3 separate regions of the Homo sapiens genome follow, and all the other regions are linked to region 2. The links are chromatin loops, found by intact Hi-C in ENCODE. Cell type or tissue: dorsolateral prefrontal cortex. All regions are shown on one strand. Region 1 overlaps DLG1 (discs large MAGUK scaffold protein 1). Region 2 holds the start of LOC105374308 (a long non-coding RNA gene). Region 3 overlaps DLG1 (discs large MAGUK scaffold protein 1).

Region 1 (8,000 bases), 230 kb before region 2:
ATATGAAAAAATTATTTAATTCATTCAGTTTAAGAAAGGAGTTTTTGGACTTTTTTCTTTGTACCCCACCTATCCAGCAGAAAAAGAAAGGAGTTTAATACACCATCCTGAAAGACTGAGGAACTAGCTAGAGTCCCATAGTCACTGAAGAATACTGTTTTTCCTTTGGAGAAACCATGAAGTCAATAAAAAGGGACTTTAAAATAGAACAGTACCCTAAAGATACTGGCTCAATGTAAAGGTTTGGTAGCACAGAAATGAGAAAGTACATTTCATCTTAGAAGAAGGAAGATACTAGAGGAGGGCTGTGCTTTTAATATCAAAAGGCATTTAACCTTAATTACTGTTAAAAATTATTCTAATCCAATTCTAACAAGCAAACTGCTATTGATCATTATTTATTACACAGTATTTTTCAATTTGAAATCTTTTTGAAACAGTATTCTTAAATAAGAATATCTTAAGTTACCTATTAGTGCTCAGTGAACTGTTTCAAGGAAACCTTACATACCACATACCATACCCTAAAAGCAAAGGGGCATACTCCTTTTACTTGAGTGTAATGGTAGCTCTTTTGCAATATTTACTTTTGCTTCTGAAGGCTGGAACAAAGAAGTGAGAAGGATAAAGAAACATAACAGGGACCGGGCGTGGTGGCTCACGCCTGTAATCCCAGCACTTTGAGAGAACAAGGCGGGTGGATCACCTGAGGTCAGGAGTTCGAGACCAGCCTGGCCAACTTGATTGAAACCCCATCTCTACTAAACATACAAAAAATGAGCCGAGTGTGGTGGCGGGCGCCTGTAATCCCAGCTACTCGGGAGGCTGACGTGGGAAAATCACTTGAATCCGGGAGGTGGAGGTTGCAGTGAACCGAGCCGAGGCTGCACCACTGCACTCCAGCCTGGGTGACAGAGTGAGACTCCATCTCAAAAAGAAAAGGAAAAAAAAAAAAGAAACATAACAGGAAGCAAACACTCAATAAAGCTATGTTTCAACCTTTATGTAGACATTTTACCAACTAGATGTGTGAAGAGAGAGCCTCAGTTGCACTTTTCTGCTTTATCTCAGCTAAACAGACACATTACTTGACAAGTTCTAAAATTAATCCGACTTCAGTAAAAATACTGCCTGTATGCATTAGGTCAGACACTGTAGATTGCTTTGCCCAACACTACAATCTGTTTTCCCTGCTTTTGTTTAATATAGAGGCTATAAAAGCTAAATACTGTACAGTCATCCTTTGGTATCTGTGGGGGACACGTTCCAGGACCTCCCAAAGAGACCAAAATCTGAAGATACTCAAGTCCCCTGATATAAAGTGGTGTATGTAGTATTTGCACATAACCTATGTACATCCTCCCATATACTTTAAATCATCTCTAGAGTACTTACATTGCCTAGTACAATGTTAATGCTATGTAAATAGTTGTTATAATGTATTGCTCAGGGAAAAATGACAAGAAAAAATGTCTGTATACGTTCAGTACAAACACAATTTTTCCCCCGAATTCTGATCCACAGTCGGTTGAATCCACAGATGCAGAACCATGGATACGAACAGCTGACTGCAGTTAGGTTTCCAACTCTCCCTTACTACTAGGAGAGTCCGTGTGACACAGTTTTAATCAATGAAATATACGCAGACATCTACTAGCTTCATAAACCACACTCCTTTCCCCTTTCCACCCTTTCCCCGTCTTTATGACTAGAGCTGCAACAGACATCTTTCAATGAAGCAAAGCCCAAGAAAAAAGATGTCCACAGCTGTAGCAGCTGCATATTTCCAAGCTGACTATAATGAGGAAAAAATAGGGGTCCATTTGTTTAAAGTCATTGTTAGTTTAGTATTTATTATTTGCAAATATCTTAAGCATATTTCACCCAGGGAGAAGTGGGGTGGGTAGTGGGGAAAATGATGTAATTGTAAGATAGGTCTTCTCGTTTTCCACCCAATTATCTCTTAACAGCAAAAAACAAATCATTAAGAATATGAAGCAACATAGCAAGGAGATACGAACAAGTCCCTGAAGCTACTTGTATCCCTGGCCAAGAAACACAGCTAAGTGGGAACAGTACCTTTTCCAATAAAATAGAATCGCCAAGGCTTTAACACCTTACACTATTTCCCTGCAGAGAGAAGACACCCAAAAAAACACTCCTGACTTTATACTGGGTGTTCTGCCTTCCCTCTGGGATTCTCTCACTTCAATTACTGCTGTCACCAAACATACTTTAATGCTTTATTACAAAAAGCATTCTGACGGCTTCTCTTAGGGCAGTTAGTAAAGGCAAGAACTTTCAAGAGCTTGATACTACAAAAAAACAAACAACTTTAACTAGCTTCACAAAATATAAGTTTCTGATCGTCACATACCTCATTTCCTCCTAGGGACCTTAGGCTCCGGCCTCACTGTGCCTACTATTTTGAAATAGCTAATTCTACACTACAGAGTTGGCATACCTTCAGAGGCACTATGATTTTGCTAATTTCTGTTCACATCCACCCCTAAAGAACTGCCTCCTAAACAGCTTCATAGTCTCTACATTAAGAACTTGAATGTCCTCTGCATTCTCCTCACATTCCCAAAGGTCCTTTCTCTGAGTTCTAACGCGAGACATGAGAGATTAAACAGGCTTCTTTCCACAGAGACTGACACCAGAAATTAACTCATGTTTTGCTGATACTGCTCCAATTATACACACGCATGCACACTCTCACTCTGACACACATGGGGACTTCCAAGATTCTATAGTAAACATATTGCTTCTTCATGATAATCTATTACTGTAACCTTCTTGGATAAATGTCTCATAAAGAACAGAATGGTTAAGAGGTAAACTCTAGTCCCATAGAAAACTGACTTTTTAAAGATACTTAATTTCCAACAAACAAGGTGGTGTTTTTATTCCTTTTCAAAAGCTCATTGCCATAAATGAAAATATTCAGCTTAGTTTTAAATGTGATTTGGAATTTACATAGTAAGATTACTTGTTGTTTACATACAAATTAAGGAAGTAAACAGTTATTAATTGACATTAGAAGTACTGTTAGAAAATAAACTTTTTGCACAGGCAATACTGGTATTAGTTTATACACTGGAAAGAAAGATGTGTTTACCCTTATTGTCTCAAGCCATTTCTGAAATGTTTTAACTAGAAGTTGTGGGATAATTCTGGTATAATTCCCAATGTGTATTCTTCTTTAATCACATATTAAAATTTTTAATTAATTTACTTGTCAGTTTCACCACAAAGCCTTAATAAATTTTGCATCTATCAAAATACACTAATGAAAAATGTGACTAGGATGCTGTAGTCTTAGAAACTATATTTCTACACGTCTCTTGTCAGTACTACCTGCCATAAAATTCAAACATTTTGGAAAACAATTTTTAAAAACTCTATCCACAAATGGTTAAGCCCCAAAATAACCCACTTCTTTTTATTTCCTAAATTAAAGTATCTAATGATTTCCTAAATTGTAAACATATAACTTAGATGCCCTTTTAACTATCTTTAATTACCAAGTTATGTGACATTTTCAATACAATATTTTCTTCATTTTCCCACCAGAGGGCAACCAAGAACCTCAAGTGGTGCTGTGCAATGAATTTAACAGCATCCAAAGTGGTTTAAAGGAGTGGAGGATAGGGGAGGACTTTAAAGTCCACCAAGACTATCAGACTAGTCATGAGCAATGCCATGTTACTTCTTAAAACCTTTTATAATAATAGTATTTTGAAACATCTTATATACATAAGATGTTTAATTTACCTACATATAAGGAGGAACATTTTTTACAGTGATTAGCTTTATAAAAATATTCCTTAAAAAATTTAAAATCCTTTTCCTAAAACACTCTGTTGTACATACCACATGAAAAAACAGGCTTAACACCTAGGGGAAAAAAATGTAGCCTTAGCTATTTAAACAATGCATATGAATTTTTTACTGGCTCATAGTTTAACAACCAATACGAATGTTAAATTTGTTAAAAATCTGTTTCTATCAGCAGCATACTTTTTCTTGTGCAATCATTTCCATTTCCTATTTCAGAAAATTTCTGAAATCTCAGTAGGAAAATAAGAATTCTCTGACAAAACAAAGAACTTAATGTAAAGAGGGAAAAATGCTTGGGTGACCAGAAAAGCAATATATTCTTTAACAACCTTTCAGCCTAATTTAATCAGCTAGCAATTTGAGACCTCTTCACATCAGCAATTGAAAAGTTTCAGTCATACAAAAACTAAAAAGAAAAAAAAGTTCGATTCAAAACAATACCTCAAAATAAGTAATTATTCCCCCAAATACTACGTTAGAGGGCTCTCTTCCTACAAATAGCTTTAAACCACATGTTGTTTTTATTGTTGCTGTTGTTGAGATGGAGTCTCGCTCTGTGGCCCAGGCCGGAGTGCAGTGGCGCGATCTTGGCTCACTGCAAGCTCCGCCTCCTGGGTTCACGCCATTCTCCTGCCTCAGCCCCCCAAGTAGCTGGGACTACAGGCACCCGCCACCGCACCCAGCTAATTTTTTTGTACTTTTTAGTAGAGACGGGGTTTCACCGTGTTAACCAGGACGGTCTCGATCTCCTGACCTCATGATCTACCTGCCTCAGCATATGTTGTTTTTGATTGCAGAAATCAGGTAAAAATGCACCCGCTCTTTGTTCCATCTAATATTTTATATAAGAATAACCATCTTTAAGGCAAACTACATTCATTTTATTTATATAGAACACATTACTAAATTAACCAGTTTCATTTATAGGAAATGAGTAGTAAAGTCATGGTTCTTTTGGTGTTTATTTTGTTCAAAAGCTTTCTTTCCTCTATACAATCTAAATAGCAACACAATTTAGTATCAAAATCAAAGTCTATGGCATTAGTTTAAATATTAAAACTGCCACAAGCAGTTTCTTCCATCAAAGTGATGTCAGAAACCATCTCCAGTCCTGCGTATCAATGGTGTTTCCTGTACACTTAATTCTCCACAGTAGCAACACATAAAAACCAAGTCAATAATTAATCCTCATTAATGGAAAATGACATTTTACATGCAGCTTTCATAAAAATCAGATCCTTTTCTACTATATCTTAACTGTGCACAGACCAATTCTTTACTCATGTCAGACACACAAAGGACAGGAATCTATTACATGAATTAAAGTCAATCAAACCATCTAACCTAAATTACATTTCTTTGCTGAAATACTATTGGATTTTAAAACCAAGCTTTTTAAGGAAGTATTATTCAAACCCACCTTACATCCAAACATTAAGGATATTGTGCTGTTGGAGCATGCTACTTTACAGTGGCATAACATCGGAGAAAAGCAATCCAAGTTTTTGATGCTAGGAGACATTTTTTCAGACCCTGAGCATTTAAATCGATCCAAGACTGAAATTCCAGAAAAATGCCTTTGTGCATGTTGTTTGCTGACTGTCTTGAACATTTAATCTAGATCCAAAGCATTCTTTTTAAAAAAAATTGTATTAAAATGTTGCATTCTTCATTGTTTCCACCCCCACAGCAGAGATCAGGTCGGTATACTATGATTGGAATTAAAATGCTGTTTCTTTTTCCTGCATAATAAAACTGCTTCACTAAAATTATAGTCAAATTACCAGAATGAAAGTGCTCATTTAGCACCACTTTGTCAGGGCCTTGCTAATATCCTTAAAATGTAATCCAGCATCGGATTCACCACAGAGCTCCACTTGCTGCAGTACAAGCTCTGCTATCTCCTCCATGAGAATAAGATACAACTCGAGCAGAGCCACTATGCTCAAATATATGCTGGCTGCTTTGGGGGAGGGGCAAAGATGTTGCAGCAAGGGATTCATTACACGGTTCAATAAGAGATGAGCCCAGAGCTTGTCATATGTGATGCTTTCTTACTACACCACTAAACACTGTAGTCTGATTTAAAATATAGTTTTAATGGTAAAAAGAGTACCTCAATTATCACATTTTGTAGTTTGATTCCTCTCTATAAACAATTCAAGCAACAACAACAAAAATCAATCATCTGGCAAAGTTAAGTAGAATAATTACAAATTAAACTTGGACAGTAAAAAAAGTTCAGTATTTTCTAATACATCAAAATCACTTAAAATCTGGAAAAACATTACTGAACCAATTTTGATGTATATCTATACCATATGGAAAGTTTAAAAGCAGAAAGTCAAGCAGTTTAACTCACCGACATATCACTGATTTATCCACTCTTTCAAATATTATTTTCTGTGCTTTGGCTTTTTAATCAACCCTTTGGCAGAAAAGCTATCATTAACTAATTACATTCAAAGCAACAAATAAAATACTGTGAAAATGTCATTCTTACAGTATTTTATATTTAAAATCTTGCACACAGATGTTACATCTTATGCAGTACCTTCGCTATAATTTAAATGGACAGTATTTATTGAAACTCAAAAGCTGAATTAACAAATGCCAGTAAAATACTAAATAACACACAAAGGAATATTTACTGCTTCATCTATGTAATTATCTTTTCTTTCTTCCACTATTATTTGGGTTGTTCTAAGTACTACATCTATATTGCAGTTAAGAAATATAATTGCTAATGAAGACTGTCAACTTTTACAAAACTGCCTGTAATCCCAGCACTTCAGGTGGCCGAGGTGGGTGGATCATCTGAGGGTCAGGAGTTCGAGACCAGCCTGGCCAACATGGTGAAACCCTGTCTCTAGTAAAAACACAAAAAAATTAGCCAGGCGTGGTGGTACGCACCTGTAGTCCCAGCTACTTGGGGGACTGGGGCAGGAGAATAGCTTGAAACTGGGAGATGGAAGTTGCAGTGAACCGAGATTGCGCCACTGCACTCCAGCCTGGGCGACAGAGTGAGACTCCATCTCAAAAAAAAACCAAAAAAACAAAAAACAAAAACAAGAACAATTTTACAAAACTAAAATTATCAATTCATATATTTGTACTCAACAGCCTGGTCTCTGTATGCTTAGTAAGCAAAGCTGTTTGTGGAAAAGTATACTATATTTTGCTATACACCAGAAACAGCGTGCCAAAAGACAAAAATTCCCTTACCACCAACCATAACTCTAATTCCAAACCTGCTCAAGAACACTTTTAATTCCAATTTCCTACACAATTCTCTATTCTGTTCCATTCCTACTTATGTAATTGTATAAGGGGTGAGAGAGAGAAAAAACTAGGTTACATTTCTAAAACAGTAAAGGAAATAGCTGGTTCTCCAATCTAATTACCCTGACAGGTAAATAACTGCAAATCACATGACTTGTGGAACTTAAATGAAAAGTCAAATGTCAACTGTAACTAGGGCAAGAAAAAGTAAACTGTGCTCCTTAGAAGCCTTTATATTTAAAAATACATTTACTAAGTCAGAGCCATAGTTGTTAAGCTGTGGTTCTCAGCCTTTTTCACTGCAGTGCCTCAGAGGTGTCACCAATGTTCTTTCATTTTAAAACTTTCATTTTCAAATTTACAAATTTTAATTTTAAAAACCTGGAAGCACAAATGTGTAACAAGTTTTAATACTGGTGTTTATCTATAACAATTTATTTATCCATACTACCAAGTAAACTCATTTTGTGTCAATCTCAAAATACAACTTCTCCAATTTTTGTGCACATGGAGGATTTGTCTCATTGATCATGTAGGTTGTACACGCTGAGTCTTAATAAAATTCAGTTCTGTGCAGACATGTCTGCTCCCCTAAAACTATATAAGCAAGCACATTATTTGGCACATGTCTAATAGAACAAAATGTCAGGCAAAGTTCAAGCATGTCCACTTAGCCTGTGCTCTTAATACAGTCTGCCTTATTCAGTTGGTTACACAATAAACATGTAATATATTCAACTATGATAATATTGTGCTATGATCATTTTAATGATTACTAGGAATTAACCAGTGTTTCTTGTCTGTTTTTTTAGTAAACTGAATGAATGAGTTCAACGTATACATTTTGGGTCAAAATTTACCATACCTAAAACTGC
Region 2 (8,000 bases):
CTTGCAAGACAAGGCTCTCCTTGACCTCAGGAACAGAGCCTTAGTCCCTTTGTTCTAGTACTGGGCACAGGATGTACCTAGAAAGCCCTAAATGAATGCCTGATGAATGAAAAATATTCATTTCAATTCATTTTTTTCTGATACGAAATTATATTTCAGGCCTTGTCTTTAAAAGTCATTCTAAGATGTATTCAGTAACATTTTTACATTAGCAAGTGAAGAGTACTGACTTCCTTGCATCTTCCCATGAGCATAAAACGTCACGCAAATGGCCATTTGCAAGCACCCTGACTCTCCCTGATCATGTGTCACTGTGGGAGGCTGTGGGCAGGATGCAAAAGGGGTATGAGATTGAATTTATTTTAATCCCCAGAAATCATGGACCATTAAAAGTATCTCTTGATACCTTTTTCCACAGCCTAATTTGACACATGGAGAACCCAAGGCTGAGAGAAGGGAAGCGGCTTCCCCAGGGCATTCGGTATGTGAAGGGCATCATCAGAACTAGAATCCTGGTCTCTTGACTCCCAAGTTCAACACTTTTTCCATTTTGTAGATTCATCTCTATCTCCTAAGAGTAAAAGGCAGGAGAAATTCAGATTAATTCATGTTTAAATTCTATACTAAGGTAAAGAGATATCAGTTTGTCTATAAGGATATGTTTATTGAGATTCTACTTTATATGGTACTCAGTTAGTACTATCTTTGTTACTACAGGGTAATAAGATTAAGCATATACAAAGTTGTTCCTATCCATTGCATAATGCTATCAATAATAATAGTAAGTTTCCATTTTTTGTCCCTGCTTATTTAGTCCCTGCTTATACGCCTTATAGGTATTACCACGAGTAATTCTCACAACAGCCTGATACAATATATTTCTGTATTAAGCCTCTTTGGGTTGCTCATGACAGAAACCCAACTCAAACAAGCTTAAGAAAAAAAGGAATTACTGGTGCACATGAATGAAAACATCAGGAGTTGTCCGGTTTCCGCCCAGGCTGGCTCCACGGGCTCAGGTAACGTCAGAAACCTCTCTGTCTCCCTTCATTTCCACTATGTTAGCGTCACTCTCCAGTATGTTCTCTCGTATATTGGGAAAGATGACCCCCAGTAGCTCTGGATTTCATGAACTTTACATCTTATGACAGAGTCTCGCTCTGTCACCCAGGCTGCAGTGCAGTGGTGCAATCTCGGCTCACTGCAACCTCCGCCTCCCAGGTTCAAGCAATTCTCCTGCTTCAGCTTCCTGAGTAATTGGGATTACAGGTGCCCACCACCATGCCCGGCTAATTTTTGTATTTTTAGTAAAGACAGGTTTCACTATGTTGGCCAGGCTGGGCTTGAACTCCTGACCTCAGGCGATTCGCCCACCTCAGCCTCCCAAAGTGCTGGGATTACAGGTGTGAGCCACTGCGCCCGGCCTTTTTTTTTTTTTTTTTTTTTTTTTTCTGATGGAGTCTCTCTCTGTCGCCAGGCTGGAGTGGAGTGGTGCGATCTCCACTCACTGCAACATCCACCTCCTGGGTTCAAGAGATTCCCCTGCCTCAGCCTCCCAAGTAGCTGGGACTACAGGCACACACCACCACGCCCAGCTAATTTTTTGTGTTTGTTGTTGTTGTTTTTGAGACAGAGTTTCACTCTTCTTGCCCAGGCTGGAGTACAATGGTGTGATCTTGGCTCACTGCAACCTCCGCCTCCCAGGTTCAAGCGATTCTCCTGCCTCAGCCTCCCGAGTAGCTGGGATTACAGGCACGCGCCACCACACCCGGCTAGTTTCGTATTTTTAGTAAAGATGGGGTTTCTCCATGTTGGTCAGGCTGGTCTCAAACTCCCGACCTCAGGTTACGCCTGCCTCGGCCTCCCAAAGTGTTGGGATTACAGGCGTGAGCCACTGCGCCTGGCAATTTTTTGTATTTTAGTAGGACAGGGTTTCACCATGTTGGCCAGGATGGTCTTGATCTCCTGACCTCATGATCCGCCCGCCTCAGCCTCCCAAAGTGCTGGGATTACAGGCGTGAGCCACCGCTCCCCAGGCTATGTCTTATGATTTTAGAAGGAGAGAGCCCTATTTTGACCCAGCATCCACATTTCCCCTCCTCACGAATCTTGACTGAGCATCTTTGGGTCTTGTGAGCGTGTCTTCATCAATTATTGTGTCTAGGAGAATTGGGATATTTTGATCAGCCGCTCTCTAGGGTGGGGGTGGAGAGTTTCTTTTATCAGTGGAATGAAAGAAGGGCAATTCATAATCCCATTCTACATAGGATGAAGTGGAAATTCAGAGAAATCAAGGACTGGACCATAATTGCCTAAAGGCCAGACGGCCTGTTAAGGGCAAAGCTGGGACATAAACTAGTTGTCTCCAAAGCCTATTTTTAAAATTTTTCCTGTTGTTGTCATTGAGCAGGGGAAGGACTCATTCACATACCTTAAAATTCACCGTTTTAAAGTGTGTAATCCAGTGAAAACCCTGTTTAATCAACAGGCCAAGTGTTTTCAACTTCGGTGTGATCACTGTTCACTTGTGAAGTATGTGGTAAGCAATGTGTTGCTATTAATAGCTGAATTACCAAAGTTATTAGAATGATTTACTTCAAAAAATGGAAATCAGAATTAACAAAAGATTACCCTGTTCATAATGCCATCCCCATTTCCAGGCCGGGCTTGTTGGCTCCGCCTGTAATCCCAGCGCTGTGGGAGGCCGAGGCGGGTGGATCACCTGAGGTCAGGAGTTCGAGACCAGCCTGGCCAACATGGTGAAACCCCGTCTCTACTAAAAATACAAAAAATTAGTCAGGCATGGTGGTGGGTGCCTGTAGTCCCAGCTACTCAGGAGGCTGAGGCAGGAGAATCGCTTGAACCTGGGAGGCGGAGGTTGTAGTGAGCTGAGATCACACCATTGCACTCCAGCCTGGGCGACAGAGCGAGACTCTGTCTCAAAATAATAATAATAAAACAATGCCATCCCCATTTCCTTGAACTCTGATGTCCAGCACAGCTCCTGCCTAGAGGCGTTGGCACCCATTTGGAGTGGTTCCAAGGAGAAAATGGCAGAGCACGTGACACAGCCTGCCATAAAGCTGTCTCCATCACAAGACAGAATGGGTAAGCACCCCAAGACAGTACAGAGTGTTCCAGGAAAACTACTTAGAAATGGCAAATCAGTTCAGCAACGTTTCAGATTATAAGAAAAAAATTAAATCAATACACCGTTTCTAGAGTCCAGTGATGAAGACTAGAAGGAAATGCAATAGAGAGAGCTCATTCCCTGAAGAATCCAAATCATTAAGTATTTTGCAATTCACGTAAAAGGACATGAAGAATGCATTCAAAGAAAATTACAAACCTCTAATAGAAAAATAAAAACGAATAAATGGAGCTTCTGCCTGGGAAGATTCTACATGGTAAATGGCACATTCAATCTGCAGTGTAAAAGCTCATGCAACCTGACCATGCCATCTGCTGTAGAAGGAGGGAGGTGACACTCTTGCTGTCCCCTGAGCTGATCACAGCACACTCCAAGAAAGACCTAGACAAACTCAAACAAGGTGGGACCAGGGGTGGAGTCGGGGGAGCAGGCTGGCAACAGACCTGGAAGCCAGTCACACAACACAAGGAATGAGCTGGTTGAATCTGGGCATTAGAGAACAGGAGGCATTTTTTGCAGGTAAGAGGAGATTTAGGGGCAGGGTTGAAGGGTTGTGGTATGGAAGAAGTATTAGATTTGCCCTATGGAGCAACAGTGAGTAAAAATGACAGGAAAAGAGATTTCTGTCTCAAACAAAGTAGCAACTTTTTGGAAGTCAGAAGTGTCATTGATCTAAATTAAATGACGCTATGAAGCAGGCAGAGTAGGCGATATTATCACCCCCAACAAAAAGATGGGGAAAAGGTCCAGCAGGCAGAAATGACTTGTCTATCATCACCCAGGAGGGGCATATGAGGCTGTGGACACCCCCTGTGCTGTGTCCAGTGCCCCAGGCTGCTTCTGGAGCCAGCACTGAGCTTCCACAGATGTGGCAAAACAGGTGTGAACAGCCGGCAGTGCCCTTCTCCTCTCCCAGCAAGAAAGTCACAAGAAAACTACCAAAGTCAAAGGATGACGAGCAACTCTGAATATTCTGGGGAAAGAAGGATCAGGCAAGGACCAGTGATTCCCTACGGGAAAGTAATGACTTCTGACTGGAAGCTCCTACCAGGAATTTCTGACAGGAGACCAGGGATTTCTGACAGGAGACCAGGAACTTCTGACAGGAGACCAGGGACTTCTGACAGGAGACCAGGGACTTCTGACAGGAGACCAGGGATTTCTGACAGGAGACCAGGAACTTCTGACAGGAGACCAGGGATTTCTGACAGGAGACCAGGGACTTCTGACAGGAGACCAGGGATTTCTGACAGGAGACCAGGGACTTCTGACAGGAGACCAGGGACTTCTGACAGGAGACCAGGGATTTCTGACAGGAGAGTAGTGGTTTATGACAGGAAAACAGGGATGTCTGATGGAAAATGTTGGCCTCCAGTGGGCTATGCATGGAGCTCTGACAAGAAAACAAGGATTTCTGAAAGAAACTGATTTTTCTCAGGACGGTGATTTCTAAAAGCAAAGTAGTGATTTCTCAGCCAGGCACAGTGGCTCATGCCTGTAATCCTAGCACTTTGGGAGGCTGAGGCGGGTGGATCACTTGAGGTCAGTAGTTCGAGACCATCCTGGCGGACATGGTGAAACCCCGTGTCTACTAAAAATACAAAAATTAGCCGGGTGTGATGGTGCGTGCCTGTAGTCCCAGCTACTCGGAGGCTGAGGCAGGAGAATCGCTTGAATCTGGGAGGCGGAGCTTGCAGTGAGCCAAGATCGCGCCACTGCACTCCAGTCTGGGAGACAGAGTGAGACGCCACCTCAAAAAGAAGAAAGAAAGAGAGAGAGAGAAAGAAAGAAAAAGAAAGAAAGAGTGATTTCTGATTTCTGACAACAATGATTTCTGACAAGAAAACAGGTTGCTGATAGGAGAGCGTGAATTTCTGACAGGACGCTAGTGTCCACCACGTAGCAAAGGGGTTATTCCTGACAGGACGTCTTCCACAGGAATGAGGGTTTCTGTTAGGAAGGACCAAAAGCAGCAGCACAGAACAAACTGAAAAATAACAGGAGGGAATGAGACCCCTTCAGGAAATAGCTTCTTGGGTGTGGAGGGAGGTCCTCAGGAATAAAAAGCCGGGTTGGGGGAGGCTGAAATTGGGGAAGACCTGGGGTCCAGTATCTCCTCTGGCAGAGTGGGGCTGAGTGGGCTGGAGGGAGAGTATCTAGAAGATTTACAAAATAGGTGTGAGCGTAGGTGACTAGGAAATACATTCTCATCGAGAGGCTTGCAGGAAGGGGGAGGGAGGGAGGAGAGGGAAATCGGGTCCTTCTTCAATCCCCTAGACCCAGAGGTAACAAAGCCTTGGTTTTTACTCAGCAAATTCAAAGGCAAGCTTTTGCCCTCTGAATGTATCGCCAATTCTTAGCAAAGGGGACAGGGCAATAGAGAAGTGATGTCATGAGGCTGTAGTTCTGAGGTTATCCGGGAACCAGGTCGGAGCCTGCTTGCAGAGAATGTAGCATCGTGGCAGAGAGGAAAAGGAACTAAGGGAAGCGGAAGTATCAGTAAGGAGCCTCCGACAGAAATGGTAGGCTGGCAACATCCTGATCAGCAGCAGAAGTGATTTTCCCGTGTCCCCGTGTCCCTGCTCACCACCCACGCTCCCGAGAGCTCCCAGGCCAGGCCTCACAGGGCTCCTTCCCTGTGGGAGCGGAGGTTTGCCGCGAGCCATCGCCCGGCACGGGACACGTCTCAGGGGGAAGGAACACGTTTTCTCTCAGACTGAGCGCTCGCTGACCCCGGCTCCCAGGCACCACGTCTACCACGTGACTGGATTCCTGCGGCCGCCGCGAGCCGGGAGAATTCTAATAGCGCAGATGCCCGGAACCGCTGCAGCAGCCCGAGCCGGAAGTGCCAGACTCCTACTTCCCACCGGATGCGGGGCTCGGCAGGCTCGGCAGGCTCCTCCGCAGGCCACACAGCCGGCGGCACAGGCCTCCTGCGGGGAACCCCACCCCACCGGCCAGCCCGGTGCTCTGCCCTCTCTGGGGGTCCCGACCACTGTCTCCCTCCACACCCAAGAAGGGGAGCCTGGTCTTGTCTTTCCAGCTGCCCCCACCTGTCCTCCCTCTGGGGCTTCCTTTCCATCTGAACTGGATTCAGAGGACACAGAGTTCCCCAGCTTTCTCCGCTTTTGATGCCCTATCTGGTCCTCAAGCTGTTTTTGTTTTGTTTTGTTTTGTTTCGTTTCGTTTCGTTTTGTTTGAGATGGAGTTTCGGTCTTGTTGTCCAGGCTGGAGTGCAGTGGTGCAATCTTGGCTCACTGCAACCTTCGCCCCCTGGGTTCAAGTGATTCTCCTGCCTCAGCCTCCCGAGTAGCTGGGATTACAGGCATGCACCACCACACCTGGCTAATTTGTATTTTTTTTTTTTTTTTTTTAGTAGAGACGGAGTTTCTGCATGTTGGTCAGGCTGGTCTCAAACTCCCAACCTCAGGTGAGCCGCCCACCTTGGCCTCCCAAAGTGCTGGGATTACAGGCGTGAGCCGCCGCGCCTGGCCCCTCAAGCTGTTTCGTGGCTGCCAATGCCAACTGGGAAAAAGACACAGTGGTAGAAAGAATTAGAGATGAGACGCAGACTTGAGAATTCTTTTCAAATTCAAGAGCAGTAGTTTGTCTCAGGAGATGCTGGTCCTGTCTCACTGTGAGAATCCCTATCATAGACCTTCCCGGGCAAAGCCCTTTCCCGGGTTCCTGTCTGAGGAGGGAGGTGAAGCCTCTTGGGTCCTCAAGCAGCGATTCTTACCCTTTCCCTGCCTGGGTCACTGCCCATCCACAGCTTCCCGGGGAGAACAGTGACGGGAACTAGCTGACCGCTCGGAGCCTCCAGGCCAGTCCCTTTCTGTGAAGACTCACAAGGCCTTACTCGTTGCGTAACATCCCAAAGCCGTAGTTACGTCATCTGTAAAATGGAGATAAAAATCCCACTTCACATGGTTGTTGGGGTGATTAAAGGAGATAATATAGGCCAGGCATGGTGGCTCACACCTGTAATCCCAGCACCTTGGGAGGCCGAGGCAGGCAAATCACCTGAGGTCGAACCCTGAGGTCGGGAGTTTGAGACCAGCCTGACCAACATAGAGAAACCCCGTCTCTACTAAAAATACAAAATTATCTGGGCGTGGTGGTGCATGCCCGTAATCCCAGCTACCTGGGGGGTTGAGGCAGGAGAATCACTTGAACCTGGGAGGCGGAGGTTGCAGTGAGCTGAGATCATGCCATTGCACTCCAGCCTGGGTGACAAGAGCAAACCTCCATCTCAAAAAAAAAAAAAAAAAAAAGAGGAGATAATATATAAAGTACCTGGCACCCAGCAGGTATGATAAATTGGTCCCCTTATTTCTGCTGATGCAGGAAAGCAGAACGCTTGAGAGCAAGGCTGTGGCGGGTGAGGCTGTTCAGTGTGTGCCTGTCTGTTCAGCAGCTGGGTGGAGGCTGAAATACCACATGCCCTCCACTCACCCTGTCAAGTGCCGAGGGTGGGGCATTCTGCACAAAAGCTTTGTCTCTCCTGCACACAGGCACCCTAAGGCTGAGATTCTGCACAAAAGCTTTGTCTCTCCTGCACACGGGCACCCTAAGGCTGAGCAGCACTCTCTGCCGGGTGACTGCGCCAGCGCCCAGACCACCTGCTGGAGAAAGAAAGCATGGCACGTTGAAGGCAAGCATTTGTACTTTGCTCTTTCCTCACAGTTAGACCAGGCTCCCCTCCTCTCCCGCTTGTCCTCAGAGGCCTTGGTGAGGTGGAGAACGGCTGCCATTGTGATGGGTTCCCCTTTTCTCATTGCGGGGGGTCCCTTGAAGGGGGTTGGCCTGCCTGCATTTGGGCTCTGGTAACCACTCTTCTTCCTAGCAG
Region 3 (8,000 bases), 200 kb before region 2:
AAAAAAGCCAATCCTGAAAGTTTATATATTTATTATTCCATTCATATAGAATTGCTGAAATGACAAAATAATGGAAATAGAGAACAGATCAGTGGTTGCTTTGAGTTAAGAAGGGGATGGGGTGAGAGGAAAGTAGGTGTGGCTACAAAAAGGCCTCGAGTGATCTTTGTGGTGACAGAAATGTTCTGTAGTTTGACTCTATTAACGTCAATATCCTGGTTAGTGATACTATGCTAGAGTTACTACTAGAGGAAACTGGGTTAAAGGCACATGTGATTTCTGCATTATTATTATTTTTTTACAAACATACATGTATCTACAATTAACCCAAAATTAAAGGTTTAATTAAAAAAAAAAAGGAAATGGAAATTTCTGCACACGAAGGAAAGAATCTAAACCCCAAAGAAAGAAGCCTTTTGTAAGAAGGCAGACACTTACCTAAACAGTGTATCTGACAAGCCTAGACTCAGGTGGGCAAAGGAATGGACCTGATACAGATTGAGTGACTTTGATGGTATAAGGAGTGGAGCCTTTAATGACGTGGGCTGGCATGACCAGTTAGAATCTGGAGGATCCTAAAATGGAGAGTTATTTGTCCCCACACATTAGATCGCCTTCATGGGGCATTTACTGAGGGTACAGCAGTGTAGCAGGCTGAGAATGGGGCTATAAAGCCATGAAACATTTCTGCAGTCTCACAGTTCATACACCCTAAAGTCATGCTAGTGGAAAGAACCAATGAAAGACACAAAACTCATCTCCCACCCTCATGACAGCTGAAAACAGAAGCCAGGTGAAAGTAACTAAAGCAGCAACCTAACCCTAAACAAATTCAACTCCTATTTTATCAGCCTCACTGCAGCTTCCTGAAAAGGAAAGAACACTGCTTCGCTTTCAATGGTTCTTTTATACGTTATTTAGAGCACAATAAAAAATTTAAGACATGTAAAGAAGTAGGATAACATAAGAGGAAAACAATCAAAAGAAAACCCACACAGCAGAACCACAGATGTTAGAACTATTATAGCAGAAAAGAACTTTAAAATGGCAATTTTTAAATACACAGGAAAAGATGTACAAATTAGATGCAATATCAAATTTAAGAGAAATAGAAACTCTAAAAAGAGCAAACAGACATTCTAAAAGTTAAAAATACAATAAATGAAATTAAGAAATCTATGACCTATTCAAAGGCTGAGCGTGGTGGCTCATGCCTGTAATCCCAGCACCTTGAGAGGTTGGTGGATCACCTCCTGAGGTCAGGAGTTCAAGACAGCCTGGCCAATGTGGTGAAACCCCACGTTTACTAAAAATACAAAGAAAAAAAAATTAGCCGGGCGTGGTGGCACGTGCTTGTAATCCTAGCTACTCAGGAGGATGAGGCAGGAGAATCACTTGAACCTGGAAGGTGGAGGTTGCAGTGAGCCGAGATCACGCTACTGCATTCCAGCCTGGGTGACAAGAGCGAGATTCTGTCTCAAAAAAAAAAATCTATGACCTGTTCAAGCAATGAGGTAATTTTAAATGCACTATATTCAATATGTAAGAATTTTTCAAATATATTAAATAAAAATGATCCCATTCTTCTGTCACATGCCTCCCCCACACATCTCTAATCCCTCAACACAGCAAAGACTACTAGACAATCACAGCACTTTCAACTTGTTATCAGAATTCTTAGCAAAGACCTCTAGACACCAACACCAATAAGAGGTGGCATTGGAAATAAAACCTGTTTGATTTAGTCAAAACGTAGGTTGCCTTAATCACAGTGCTTATGAAAAAATGTAAAGTCACCACTTTGTAATGAAGCAGGGGACTAGGTGAACTTATAAAGTAAGTGAAAGTGTGTCATTGATTCCTGCCTCCTGCTTTGTCCTATTAAACAAAAACTTTGTGGTAAGGGCTCTACAATGTGAATTAAAAATCCTACCTCCCAGGTATATATTTGAGAGAAATTAGTGGATATGTACACAAAAGGACTTGTATAAAATGTTTTACACAGCTTTCTTCATAACAACCAAAAAGTAGAAACAATTCAAATTCCCACCATGGAATATTACACAGCAATAAAAAGGAACAAGCTACCAGCACGCACAGTAACACAGATACTGAGTAAAAGAAGCCATAATTAATCATATATACTGCATGATTCCATTTATATGACGTTCAAACCTAATCTATAGTGATATGAGTTAAAAAAAAAAAAAAGATTATCTCTGGGGAGGGTGGGCTGTCTTGGAAAGAGCTAATGGGAGTCTTTCTGGAGTACTGGAAATGTTTTGTGTCTTTCTATGGATAGTGATTGCAGTTATAAAAAGGCATCAAGCTGCGTACTTAGATTTGTGCAGTTCACACAGAAAAAATAATGATGATGATGAAAATAACCAGGCTGTGAGGTACGATATCTGCAAATGGCCAATAAACAAGAATCTTTGGGAATTATTAGATGATGTTAAGATACTACTGAACAGGAAGAATGGCGCTAATAAAGAAAGCATATTTTAATGACATGCTAGCTTTATTTGGCATTCTATGTGTCCTATAAAAATCTGTTTAAAATGATTCTTTTTAGATATATCTTCTGCACTAGATGAGAAGTTCATCTGGGGCAGGGGTTAGCAAACATTGTCTGTAAAAGTCTAGAGAGTAAGTATTTTCAGCTTTGCAGGCCATATGCTCACTGCTGCAACTACCCAATTCTGCCACTGTAGCACTAAAGCAGCCATACAAGGTAAGTAAATGAGTGAGTGTGGCCCAATTTGGCCCACTGGCCATAGTCTGCCAACTCCTGATCTAAAGGAAGAACTATAATAGCCTTTGTTTTCCGTGTTTATTTTCTACAGTACTTCACACACAGTAGGCACTCAGCGAAGCTAAAAGGAATCTTTAAAACCGTCTCTTCTAATCCCTCCACTCACGGTGAAAAACATCAATCAGAGGTTTAAATTTGCTCAACAGTACTACTTTTTAAAGCAGTGCCTCATTTTAATAAACATGCAAAGATTTAATAGTGATTTAAATTCCAAATTTTTTTACATGTAAAACATAAGTTTCAGAAGTTCAGACATTTTACATAGCATAAACTAAAAATAATTAGTTTAGAAAAATGTATCTTTACCTATAGTTTGGTTATAAGTTATCAATACGAGCTTTCAGTCACACAACCATAAGGGATCAATCTAGGAAGTACTAAAACCTCACCATATAAAATGAGGAGCTAAGACTAAACGAAACTTTCTCCAGGACTCAAGTTTTTCTAAAAGCCAAAATGGTAATGAACTTATTTAATAGTAGTTAGCATTATTAGGAAACACTTGATTATAACTTAACTAAATTATAAGGAAAACGTTTAACATAATTATACTTCAACACAGTAATATGATCTACACTAAAAAATTCTATTACAGGTTACTGAACATTTTTACGTGGCAGTCAAACAATCAGCCAACAGTAGAGGGCAGCATTTCTATTCACTATTAAAACCTAACTTAAAAAATTTGAAGTCTTTTAAAAAAAATCTAAAAAATCTGAAATACCTGTACTGAGACTTTCTTTTAACATATTTAATACCCCTTTCAAAGCTTCTAACATACAATTTTAATACAACCTACAAGTGAAAGTACCCTAATATAAATATGAATATTTAAATAAAAGATAGCTGTTTTACCCAAAGGAGTCAAATTTTGTATTCATAATTCCCAAACTGATAAACCAAAACAATTCAACAGTTCTCTGGTGACTTAATTCCTAAAATTCTATCAGTTATGTTAAAACAAATTTGCTGGGCACCCACTGGAATGACAAACATCCCCACACACGGGCATACATTTTCTTTACCCATATAAAGAATCACCAAAAGAATCATGAACTTTTGGCAAGTAGGAGATTCAGGGAACTGTTTCAGAAGACAAGGCAAAGCATCACTCTAAAATCTAAAATAAAGGCAGCAAAAAGAGGCTGACAAAGCAGAAACAGGTATGGGTAAAAGCATCTTTCAAGCTCCTTCTCTTTCATAATCCTTTTATTCCTATCTCCAGCTTGCCTTAATGAAACACCTGAACTTAAAGAAAGACATGATCCTATTACAAGAAATTCTGGTACTAAAGTTACTCTCAGAAGTTACTTGACAGCTGGGAAACCTCCATGCTAAAGAACACGAAATGCCCTCAGCTGCGGTTTAAGCAGAGTGCTTTATTGCTAACATAAGAAAATATACCATATATAACAATAATCCTAAATCACTCTTGTTGGGCCTTTTATGCTCTGAGTTAATTTTCCTACAGTGATTACGAGCCTGACAAAAATGACACTTCACTGCCTGGCCTCTAACAATATTAACTCCACCTCAACGGACATGTTTGCAAAGCAGCTAGCTAAGAACACAAGAACTTACAAACACAAAAATAAATCTCTCTTAGACATTATGTGGAAAAGCACAAAATACTGTAACCAAGCTGATTAAAGTACATAAAAATGTATATAAGTGTATGAACAATAATCAGAAACGCTGCCATGCTAGAAATGCTCACTAGCATCTTTTTGTCCCACAAAATATCTAAATCCAGAAGAGTATTTTTTTTAACTCGAAGAGAAGTACATTTTCATTTTCACTAAAAGGCAAAACAAAACAAACATTACACTTGGATTTAAAACATATTAATCAGAAAAGGAATACAGAGCTATTTATGACAGCCTTAAATTAGTAAATGGCATTAATACTACTGTAAATGGAGACCAAGATTTGGCAGTTCAGTAGCAGTGATGGTTTAGTCATCACATCTCACAACCTTGTCATTTGCAAACGTTTTAAAGTCAGATTCTTCATTGTGAAGAACATATAGTTATGGGGGGGCGGGGGGGAACAACCAAAAAACTAATCATCATTGCTTTAGCTCAACCCACATGCCTGTACTTAAGGGTATCCATGGTAGCAATGATGCAACGTGCCTACCTAGTTCACCGTGCCTACACAAGTGGGAGAGAGGGGAGGCGGATGATGAAAAAAATTTCACTTGGAAAGGTGTTTTAGTATTAACATGATAAAATTACATCAACTACACTGTCAGACTTTTAAAACACATATAGAATCACAAAGCTCTCTAAGACCAGAAAAGGGAGAAAAGAACAAGGGATGGGGTACACACCGCAGCCTTTAGTTCAAAAGAAAATCAAGAATTTTGCTCTTCCTGCTAGAGCCATTGGTTAAATATGTTCAAAGGGTTTATTTCTAATAATAGAACAAATTATTTTAATTTAGTTTTTTCAAAAGCAACTACAAACAATGTTTTAGGCTTCTAATTTCCAACCTACATCCTTCTCTATTTTTGCTTTAACAGTTATATAATAAAAATTTATAAATACTTTAGGATAATGATTACATCTAATTTTTTAAGCAAAATAGACCCTCTTTTGCTAAAAGAGTCAATGTAAAAAAATTCAAAGTCTATCAAGGAAGATGGAGCAGAGAGAGGAGATAGATCATTTCAAATAACCTTGCTATAATACTGGAAATAAAACCAAAATGAATGAAATGATAAAAGGCAAATCACAGGGGAGAACCAACATAGACAACCATGAAAAAAATTTAGAGAGGGAAAAAGCAACAACGACCCTGTTTTCCAGGATTATGTGCCCTTTAAACATTCAGTAAGAATATTTCAACAAGACAGTTTACCTAGAGGTACAGAGAAGACATCTCCTTATAAACAGGGAATGGAAACAGATAATGGGCATGTCTGTATCCGATCAGAAACTACTGTTTGAACTAGAACTCTGAGCAACAAGAAAAGAAAACTAATTTCCATCAATTTTCCTGCTTTTCCTCTTATGAAAAATAATTCATTATACAGAAAGAGTAATAGCCTCTACTTTCAGAATTTACAAATTTACCTACTCTTTTATTACTGAATGTAATTTTAAAATCTCAACAAGTTTGTCTAGCAATCACTATGAGACATCGTAAGTGCATAGAAATAAAAAAAGGTAAATTATTCCATATTTTAAAAACCAATGGATGAATTTTAAATGTAAGCACGCTGAATCTATAACACCATCACACAATGTCTGCAAACTGGTGCTCAAAAATAAAAGAAGCCAAACTTAGAGATTAAGTGAAGCATGCTGCACTTTGAACACAATGAGCAAAACAGACTTCAAAACAAGTACTTTCAAGGAGTGCTTGTACAAGTCTAATCATTTTAAATCCACATCAACATCTTTCTAAAGGCAACACAATCAGCACTTGACTATTTTCCTCTTCCTAAAAAAACAAAAAATTAACTATAATTATAATAGATGGAAGAGTCCAGAAAATGCTCTCAAAACGAGTTATACTTTCAACTAGCATGGCATGTTGGGACACAAAGGGGAGAAGAGTAGCTCTGAGAATACACTGAGAAGATTTAAATATAATCAGGACTTTACAGACCCTTGCTGCTGGGAGAAAGGCTTCCTGTAAATCTCAGGGAAAAAACATCTGTGCAACACGCTTTTGGCTATCTAAAACACATTTCAAAATACCGCCCTTTCTAAAGGATATAAACTAAGCATCACATGGATTCACACATCTATTTTCAAATCTATAACAATGGTTACACCTTATTTTTAAAAGACACTGAACAAAGGGTCTCTCACATCTGTCACTAACAATGAAATACAGAAAAGCATATTATATCTTACCTTTGTGGTTACAATGCACAGGCAATCCATTACTCTACCATTACAATATTTTATACATAAAGCAAAACTATTTTAAGTTGCCTAGTTGAACAAAACATGTAAATAAAAATAAATAAAGCTGTGAGATAAAACCATAAATGAAGAAGTTATAACTGTAACTAGATCTCTCCAGGATCCATTCTTAGAGGTAGCAATTTTTCTACTATCTAAAATACAAGAAACCAGAGTCTGTCACGTGCCCTACAATCTTCTTTATGTAATCTGTATCTGAAGAACTTGAAATTATCCCACAAAACACTGTGGAAGATGTCAGGGTTTATTCCACAAGAGTCCACTGCTTCTTCAGATGCTGTTTCATTAATCCCTCTTTTCAAGATATGAGGTTGACAGGAAGTCATCTGATGAAATGCTCCACAAAGAGGTTCCCCCGATATAAATTTAAATCTGCTTCTCCTCGTTAGCTACAGTTTGGATACTCAAATGACAACCACCAAAAAAAAAAAAAAAAAAAAAAAAAAAAAAAAAATCACTAAAAATATGCAAGCAAACATTTCTTCCACTAAACCATTTCAGCAACTGCAGCCTGCAAAGTAATGACTTTCTCGAGCAGTAATGAATGGAATATTCCATGTGGTTTTTTGAGAAGGGGAGCAGGAAAAACAAAATACAATAATTTAAAATATTATCTCTAAAACTTGCCTTTTTTTCTTTGCTAAAAAAGTGAATAAATAACATTTTACCAACAAAGGCAAATTTTAACTTTACTGCCTTACTAAATCCATTTCACTGATCCCCCACACACCAAAAAAAACCACCACAAAAAGATAGTTACAACTATGTAACCTTTCAAACTCCTCAAGAAGTCTTTGTTTTTAAGTCAACTAACTTTGTGAATTCATGTCCTGTCTCCAAGATCATTAGGACTGGAGCTAGATAGGCTAACAGACACAGGGGACATGGCAGAGGGATATGCAACTGGCTTTCAGTATCATAAGCTTCCAGCCACACTCCCCTATACAAATGCCATAGTGAAGTTAGCTACATGTGGTGGCCTGCGCCTGTAGTCCTAGCTACTTGGGAGGCTGAAACTGGACAATGGCTTGAGCCCAGGAGTTTGAGGATGCAGTGAGCTGTAATTGCAGCACTGCACTCCAGCCTGGGCAACAGGGTGAGATCCTGTCTGTAAAAACCTTTAAAATCCAAGAAATTTTCTAACAAATTTTTAATGCATAATAAGGAAGAGTATTATCTGCAATTTTTGTCCACAAAGTTTCCTCACAGTTTACAGATATTATGAATGACCTCAAGTTCAAACAACT

What was found. Peaks named below come from ENCODE experiments on the same cell type or tissue, not always from the same donor. Only the 100,000 strongest peaks of a DNase experiment are listed, where the experiment ranks them.
Region 1: a loop joins it to region 2, with 2.5 times the contacts of the local background. A loop is called at or near these places in 22 of 110 quality-filtered maps.
Region 3: it touches region 2 in a loop (8-fold over the local background); 55 of 110 quality-filtered maps call a loop at or near these places.

What each region holds. Positions count from the first base shown.
Region 1 is chr3:197,220,594-197,228,593 of GRCh38, forward strand. The region is part of intron 4 of DLG1 (discs large MAGUK scaffold protein 1); the gene reads right to left. Among named protein-coding and RNA genes, the nearest start is that of MIR4797, 69 kb to the right of the region's middle. In dorsolateral prefrontal cortex, CTCF peaks have their summits at 3,588 (motif pointing right) and 3,788; a DNase peak (open chromatin) is centred at 5,803; H3K4me3 peaks cover 1,333 bases; H3K27ac peaks cover 4,069 bases.
Region 2 is chr3:197,450,738-197,458,737 of GRCh38, forward strand. LOC105374308 (a long non-coding RNA gene) reads right to left here and starts at 7,551. Exons shown (of 5, transcript NR_189108.1): 1 at 7,448-7,551; 2 at 6,891-7,046. In dorsolateral prefrontal cortex, CTCF peaks have their summits at 3,450 and 5,961; a DNase peak (open chromatin) is centred at 5,944; H3K4me3 peaks cover 1,488 bases; H3K27ac peaks cover 1,409 bases.
Region 3 is chr3:197,253,578-197,261,577 of GRCh38, forward strand. The region is part of intron 4 of DLG1 (discs large MAGUK scaffold protein 1); the gene reads right to left. Among named protein-coding and RNA genes, the nearest start is that of MIR4797, 36 kb to the right of the region's middle. In dorsolateral prefrontal cortex, CTCF peaks have their summits at 3,453 (motif pointing right) and 3,652; no DNase peak of the experiment used is centred here; H3K4me3 peaks cover 3,635 bases; H3K27ac peaks cover 6,659 bases.